Linked DNA regions of Homo sapiens: region 1 is linked to region 2. A link is a contact called in ENCODE Hi-C data. All regions are on one chromosome and are shown on one strand. Each heading gives the region's core, a stretch centred on a gene start or an enhancer-like site at or near the end of the contact. The rest is flanking DNA. Distances are from core to core; before and after follow the strand shown. Region 1 holds the start of GCA (grancalcin). Region 2 holds the start of MARCHF7 (membrane associated ring-CH-type finger 7).

What was found. A loop is a pair of places that touch in the nucleus more often than their neighbours do. Pooled maps may share reads with other maps.
Region 1: a loop to region 2 is called in a map of B cell, with 18 times the contacts of the local background. The contact joins the promoter of GCA here to the promoter of MARCHF7 in region 2. A Hi-C loop is called at or near these places in 2 of 168 maps with a recorded cell type or tissue (B cell and CD4-positive, alpha-beta memory T cell) and 6 of 50 pooled maps.

What each region holds. Positions count from the first base shown.
Region 1 is chr2:162,342,502-162,345,807 of GRCh38, forward strand. GCA (grancalcin) reads left to right here and starts at 1,631. Exons shown (of 8, transcript NM_012198.5): 1 at 1,631-1,774. The coding sequence starts at 1,748. RefSeq lists enhancers at 1,188-1,417, 1,270-1,439 and silencers at 1,468-1,617, 1,858-1,937.
Region 2 is chr2:159,711,027-159,714,546 of GRCh38, forward strand. It overlaps MARCHF7 (membrane associated ring-CH-type finger 7), which reads left to right and starts at 1,480. Exons shown (of 12, transcript NM_001282805.2): 1 at 1,480-1,580. It also overlaps a transcript of BAZ2B not described here. RefSeq lists silencers at 929-1,438, 1,959-2,078 and enhancers at 1,055-1,721, 1,489-1,768.

The DNA.
Region 1 (3,306 bases), core at 381-2,880, 2.6 Mb after region 2:
ACATGCACTGTGTTTGTTATGCAACTGGAAGAACTCCAAGCTTAGGAAAGTCCTAAGAAGGCTGCTAGCAAACGTACCCAAACTTTGCCCTGGCAGGAAATACTATCTTTGCAATTAAATGTGCAGAAAGGCAAGAAACCCATGGGGCCTTAACTCCCAACTGCACAAATGCAGCTGCATCAATAAGGCTATTTTGATGAAAACAAGATGCACAAAAATTTTGACCACAGAATCAGACTAACATTGTAAATGTAAACACTCAATCCTTCCTAAGCAGTTCTTTGAATATGTAGTTAATCCGTTGGAATAAAATTTTGCAATGGTTTGTTCTTTCTAGCGCTTTATCATTTGATACCTTCATAAGCCATGCATTTTTCCCTTTTGCCACGTAGGTTTTACCCTTCCCCTCTATTTATTTATGCCAATAATTTAACCTTAGTGGCTTAAGTATTTCTTACAGCATTGAAGGAACTTACAGACACTTTCCCAAGAGTAGCTAGGACATCGGCAATCTTCCTTTCTCTCTGCTGTTTCCTCTGAGAATTGTTTCACAAGGTCCAACATCCTCTTCTGTAGCATAGCTGAACAACAGATACTCAGCTCTGCAAGGCTGATTTCCTTTGTGAATAGTTAACATTTTTTTGATAGCCTTATTTTTAAGAAACATGTTAGCCCTTCTCTTGTTCTTCAGAGATAACTCAAAATAATATCATTTGGTTTTTTCATTTGTTCATAAGCCAAAGCTACAGCTGCCTTGTCCTTTTAAAGTCAGAGCTACAAAATTCATTTGAGTTCCAGAGATAAATCAGACTTGTCCATTGCTATTACTTAATAAGCCAAAGTAATTGAACATTTAACAAGAGTTTGCCCAAAGGCTGAGTCAGATTATATACAGGACACCGTCTATATTATCAGTGTATAAACAGCAAATAAGTTTTTAGTGTATGTTCACGTCCTGTGCAATATTTGGGACATACTTACACTAAAAAAGTTTATTTGGAAATCAACTTTAACTAGATATCCTGTTTATTTGCCAACATGCCACAATTCAGGTCACCATTTATCTACCAAACAGAATCAATAACCTGTTCGTCCAATGTGGCCTCAAGTGGGTTTTGGCGCAGAAGCACTCCTCCTGGACCACAGGTGTGGTCCTGGTTGCAAAGTTTTGATGTGACATCAACACTACACAAAAGTAAATGTAACTGCAAAATTTTGAAATTCACAGATGGGTCTTTGAAGTCCAGCTCAAAAGCGTGGAGGGCTGGTTAAAATAAGTCACAGACTTGCCGGTTTGGGGTTTCTAGAAAGAAAAGTAACTTGAGGAGTTGAAGGCTTGTAGAAGACCTTTCCACAGAGAGTGGGAATTCCGTTGCAGCAGCCAAGGCTTCTTCGGGATTTAGAAGGAGAGCGCGCGAGAACCTGAGGGAGCCAGTAAGAGTCGAGCAGGGACTGGAGGGCTCCCGATGGGGTGTAGCCAATCAGGGCAGAGATGGGTGGGGCTAGGCTGCGGGAAGGGGCGGACTGCAGCTGAGTTGGCTCCAAAGTGTGGGACTCAGCCAATCGGAACCGTGCAGGGCGGGGCTGGCCTGCGGAAGGGGGCGGGTTCGGAGGAGTGAACTGTGCGGTTAGTGCGCCTTTCAGCCTCACCTGCAGCTGCGCCTCCTTGCACCTGCGCCTGTGCTTTTTCTCCCAGCACTGCGGACGCGACTCGAGGGTGACGCTCGCTCCGCTCGTCCCGCTCGTCATGGCCTACCCGGGATACGGAGGAGGGGTGAGTCCCAGCCGCTTGGTCGTGTCCCTCTTCCTCGCGGGGTGTGGCGCCCCCGGGGGCGGTGCCAACGTGCGGGTCCGCCCTTGGCTCCTGCTCCCTGCGTCCGCGCCTGGTACTCGGCGGCGCCGGATTCCGGGGCTGTTGGGGGCCAGGGCCTGGGCGAGCATTGATCCTGGGCTGACTTGGAGCCGCAGGTTTTCTGGTCGTTGAGGACCCTCGAGGAGCGTCCTGGTGGAGCCGAGGGAGTAATGTGTGTTTGGAAATTTATTTCCTGGAATGGAGGAACAAGCCACCCTCTTCTTGTTCCAGTAATCGTTTGTGGTACTTCCCTCCCCCGCCCCCCACTCAGTGTTGCTAGAGATCCTCTTTTTGAATTTCCTGACCACTTCTTGTTCTTTAAGTTCCTTATGAATAAATTAAGGTGTACGGTAAATAACTCCTAATCTTTACTGTTATACGAAGGGCAATCTGTTCTAGACTCCCCCGCTCGCCCCCAGGCGGGGGGAAGTTACTCTTTGTTATAACTTTTATCCTGCATCACCTTTGGGAGTTGCAAGTTATAATCGTAGAGTCCTGGTGGCTAGCCCCTTCTTTTCAGAAAGGAGCCCAAACCTTTAGTATCGATGTCAGTGATCTACACGCTGTGTTAACAGAGTTAACAGTAGTTTGATCCATTGCGGTGTGGGTAGAATATAATATATTTTCTATTTGTTTTTTACCTAAAAAGAGAAATTGTGTTTTACTGATTTTAATATAGGACTTGACTTTGGGCTATGGTTGTGGTCTTCAAAAGAGTTACTCCTACCCCTTGGAGTTCATGGTGGTGGTGGTGGTGGTGGTGGTGGTGGTGGTGGTGGTGGTTGTGGTTGTGGTTGTTGTTGTTGTTTTAGGATATGAATTTCCAGGTCCTCAACTTCCACACATACTTGTTCCTAAAATTGATTTGCTTTCCTTAAGACTTGCCTCAATCCCCTCTGGCACCGTCCACTTTGTAATGCCTATGCCTCCTCAGTCCTTAAATTTAGGAAGGAAGTTTAAGGTACCTAAGGAAAGTAAAGCCCCTTCGAAGATTAATCAAGATAGCATAAACCTGTGGGTCTTTAAAAACGTCCCTAGCGTATACGTATTTTCATTTGGTTGAAGCTATCTGTTAGAAGTTTGTATATTTACTCCTCTTGGTATGCTCTGAATTCATATATGTATGGTAGAGTGAGGTGGCAAGAGTAATACATTTTCATTCAAATAATTTGGTGCTTCCTTACCCACTTTTGTCAGAGTGCTTGAATTTGATGGAGAGTTCCACGACACAATAAAGAGAACGTCTGTATGTGTTTTGAATATTTAAATCCCCTTTTCCATGAATTTAAAATAAACAACTCTTTTCAGCTGTTGTCATGCTCATTATTAATCGCCGGAAAGAGAAGTACCCTCAATAGCTGAAGCAATATATAGATTAGAGGCACTGATTTTAAAAAATGTAATTGAAATATTTTAAGATACATTGGATAAAATTTTGGGATAAAACTTACATG
Region 2 (3,520 bases), core at 230-2,729:
GCATGGGTACTGTTATTAACCCCGTTTTACAGGAAACCTAGGTTTAGCAAGGTTAAGGAATTGCTTGAGATAACAAAGGTAGTAAGAGGCAGGGGTGGAATTTGAAGCCATATAGTCTGGTTCTTCAGGGTGTATACATCCGTGTATCTATAACCACAATGCTGCAGGGGCACTCGAACAGGCTGGAAAAGAATTATTTTTCTTTAAAGGGCAAATTAATTTCCTCAAAAGTAATCTCTGTTCACTTTATCCCATACCAGATGCTTATTTTCATTTCATATCCTAAAAGTTAGATTGGCACTTACATGCCAACTTAAAATACCTTTAAGTCTTTAAAATTTATAGTATTTTAGAATTTATCATAGTGAAACATGTACAGTCTGTTAGTCCCCAAGACAATAAAATAAGGATGATAGTGACTGATACTCCATTCCCTTCCGATGTAATGACAAACACGTAGAAACACTGTGTTTCATTTATTGGAATTATTTGGATCCAAAGGATTGCTTTTAATACCTTAACAAAATAGGTCATTAAAAAAAATCAAGTGCCTTTCAGTATTCTTCCAAGTTTCAATAACTGATCTTTTCCATTAAAAAACTTTTGATTCATTATTCCAAATCAACATATCATCTAAATATTTACACATAGTTAGATGTAGCTTTTCCCTAACCTACTCCCTTTTATTTATTAGTACTCATTTACATCTTAGTTTGCCACATTTACAGTTCTTTGAAAGTTTCATCTAATATTCACCAGACCATTCACCTCACAATTTTCCTCCCTCTTTCTAAATAGGTGAATTTGTTTACTGCAAAATCGATGGCTACGCTATTAAAGGTTACTATCACGATTTTAAAAGACATGATCACCATCATTTACCAAGATTCTTACCACAAGGAAATGATCACAAGGTTGGACAAACAGGCTCCAACTCTTAAGGGAAAGGGCTTGCAGTTAGATCACACAGGGCGGGCAGGGAAGCAAGCGGGGAGGGGTAGGTCGGAAAAGGCAGTGCTTGATTCAATTCAACATTCACTGCGCCACTTACCAAGAGCCAGAAAAAGAAAAAAAAAAAAAAAAAAAGCCAACCAGCTGGGCGTTATTTCGAGCACGGGGCCCTGCAGGTGGGCCTGTGGGCGGGGACCCGGCGCCCGGGAGGGAAGGGGCTGGCTCAGAGACTATAGACGGGCGGGGACCGCCCCGGCCCGGGCCTCCAGCGCCCGGCGCCCGCACACTCGCCAGCCCAGCTGCCGGCACGCCGGCCAGCCAGCCGCTGCCGCTTACCAGTGGCGCCTCGCTGACTCCCCGGGGGCAGCTCTTCAACGGTTCCCGCAGTCAGAGCACCACCCCGCGGTGGGGTACCTCCAGCCCGCCCGCAGCTCTCGGTCCCCGCCGCGCCGCCACTCTCGCGAGAAGCCAGGAAGTCCGCGAAGTGGGGGGAGGAGGAGCAGGGAGGGGCACTTAACGGTGGTGGCTGGTTCTGCGCCGGATCCGGGAGAGGGGCGGGCGCCATTGTGCTTCGCTGCCGACTGCATTTCCTCAGTCACGGGCCTAGAACTCCAAGGAGAAAGGCGGCGGTGCGTGTTGCTGCGAGTGGGACGCGCACTGGTCGGTGCCGGCTCAGGAGCCGGGGTAATGAGCTGCGGAGCTAGTTCTTCTCCGTCTTGGGCGCTAGTTCGGGACCAGGCCGCGAGTGGGGGAGGGGAGGAAACGAAGAGGCCTGGGGACGCGGAGGCCGCTTCCTCTCAGGATGAGGTGGAGAAGCTTGGTCCGGGGCCACCGGGGCCAAGGGGCCACAGCGCAGGCCTCCCTTGCCAGGGGCCTTTGGTCGGGTGGTGGAGTTTGTGGCGGGTGCAGGGGACAGATTGTGTGTCTTCCTCAGGGACGTGTGGCGGGTGACGGGAAGAAGCCTGAGCCCTCCTTTGGCGCGGGGCGGCCTCCTCTTGGGCCGTGGGGCGGGGGGTCTTCGGAGCCCTGCGGGCCGCGGGTGTCGCGCGTGAGCTCGCCGGTGAGCGCGGGGCAAAGGCGGGCAGGGCTCCGGCTCGGCCAGCCCGGCCTCGAGTCGAAGTGACTTCGGTAGCCCCTTAGATTCGGCCAAGATTGTCTTATTGGTAACGTCAGTTTTTGAATATCGTGACGCCCTGAGAGTTATTTTTGTGTTGTGGTGAATTGTGGGTTCTGCAACTCGAAGTAGGTGATTGTATTAAAAATGGACCTGTTGGCCTAAGAAGTAAAAATATAGAAGGCGCCGGGAGTAGGAAACTCCCTCATTTTGGTGAAACTGCGTATTGAAGATGTGTGTCCACCCCCTCACCCCAAAATGCTGCACTTAATACTTTTTCTCAAGTACCAAAGTAAATATATTGGGAAAGTCTATCTGGGTAATAAATTCGTCACGACTAATGTTGTTTGTTACTATTAGTTAAATGTGTGAAAACTGAAATTTGGCGAGGTTTTCTCCCCCATTTTGTAGGATTGATTAGCTATTTTTCTGATTACATGTTATTTTAAATCTCCACCTTTCTGTCCAGAACCAAGATGTAGGATTAAAGATGAATTTTCGATTTAAAAATCCAATAGTATACAGTTATTAAGAAGGCACACATGTAGTGTAACTAGATCTTTTACTTGAGGTAGCAAAAAGTTTGTTTGAGAAATGAGGTCAGTATAATATTTTTATTTAACAGCTCTACAGCATTTTGGGAGACAGGACTGGTGCATGAGGCAGTAGCACCAGACTCAGAAGACCTGGGTTTGAGTCTTGATTTTTGCCATAGTTATTTAAGTTCACGAGATTGTCTCAGAAACATGGCAGTTAATTTCTAGAGAGGATTAAATTTGCTGAGGTGGTGTGTGAAGCAGTCACTAGGGGACATAATACTAGTCTTGGTTTTTTTCCAAGTTTAGTGCTGGGTCAGGTGTCTTGAATTAAGAATTCCTACTTATTCAAGTACAAATGATTTCTTTTTTCTGCCACCTGGAAGAGGGCTATTTTCCCAGATAAAGCACGAGGATGCCCAGGTTATGTTCTACATGAAGGTGTCAGGTAACGAACTTGGACACAAAAGTCATCCATGACTCTCATGTAGCCAATTTTTAGTCCGCTCCATACCCACCTTACACAACTCTTTTATCTGCTCTATGTTCAAGAATCGTCTACATTTTGACATTTTATTGTAGGAAAATAATTTTATAATGCAAAATCTGTCAAATATCTTAAAACTTTTTTAGATAATTTGTAATTTGTTGTAGTCAAATTACAAATTATGGAGAGCTTCACATTACAAGAATGAGCTTGACATGGCATCTGCCCTCCACAACTCACTGTTTAGTCATCAGACTAATGTATAAACAACTATTATTATCTTAATATGACTGTACAGTGGTTCTGTGGGAGCATAGGGGAGGGGTGCTTAATCTTGGAAATTTTACAGGATTTATTTATTTATTGCCTGAACTAAGATGTGAAGGCTCACTAGGACTTTGATAAAGAAACTGCAAAGTCATGATATTATGG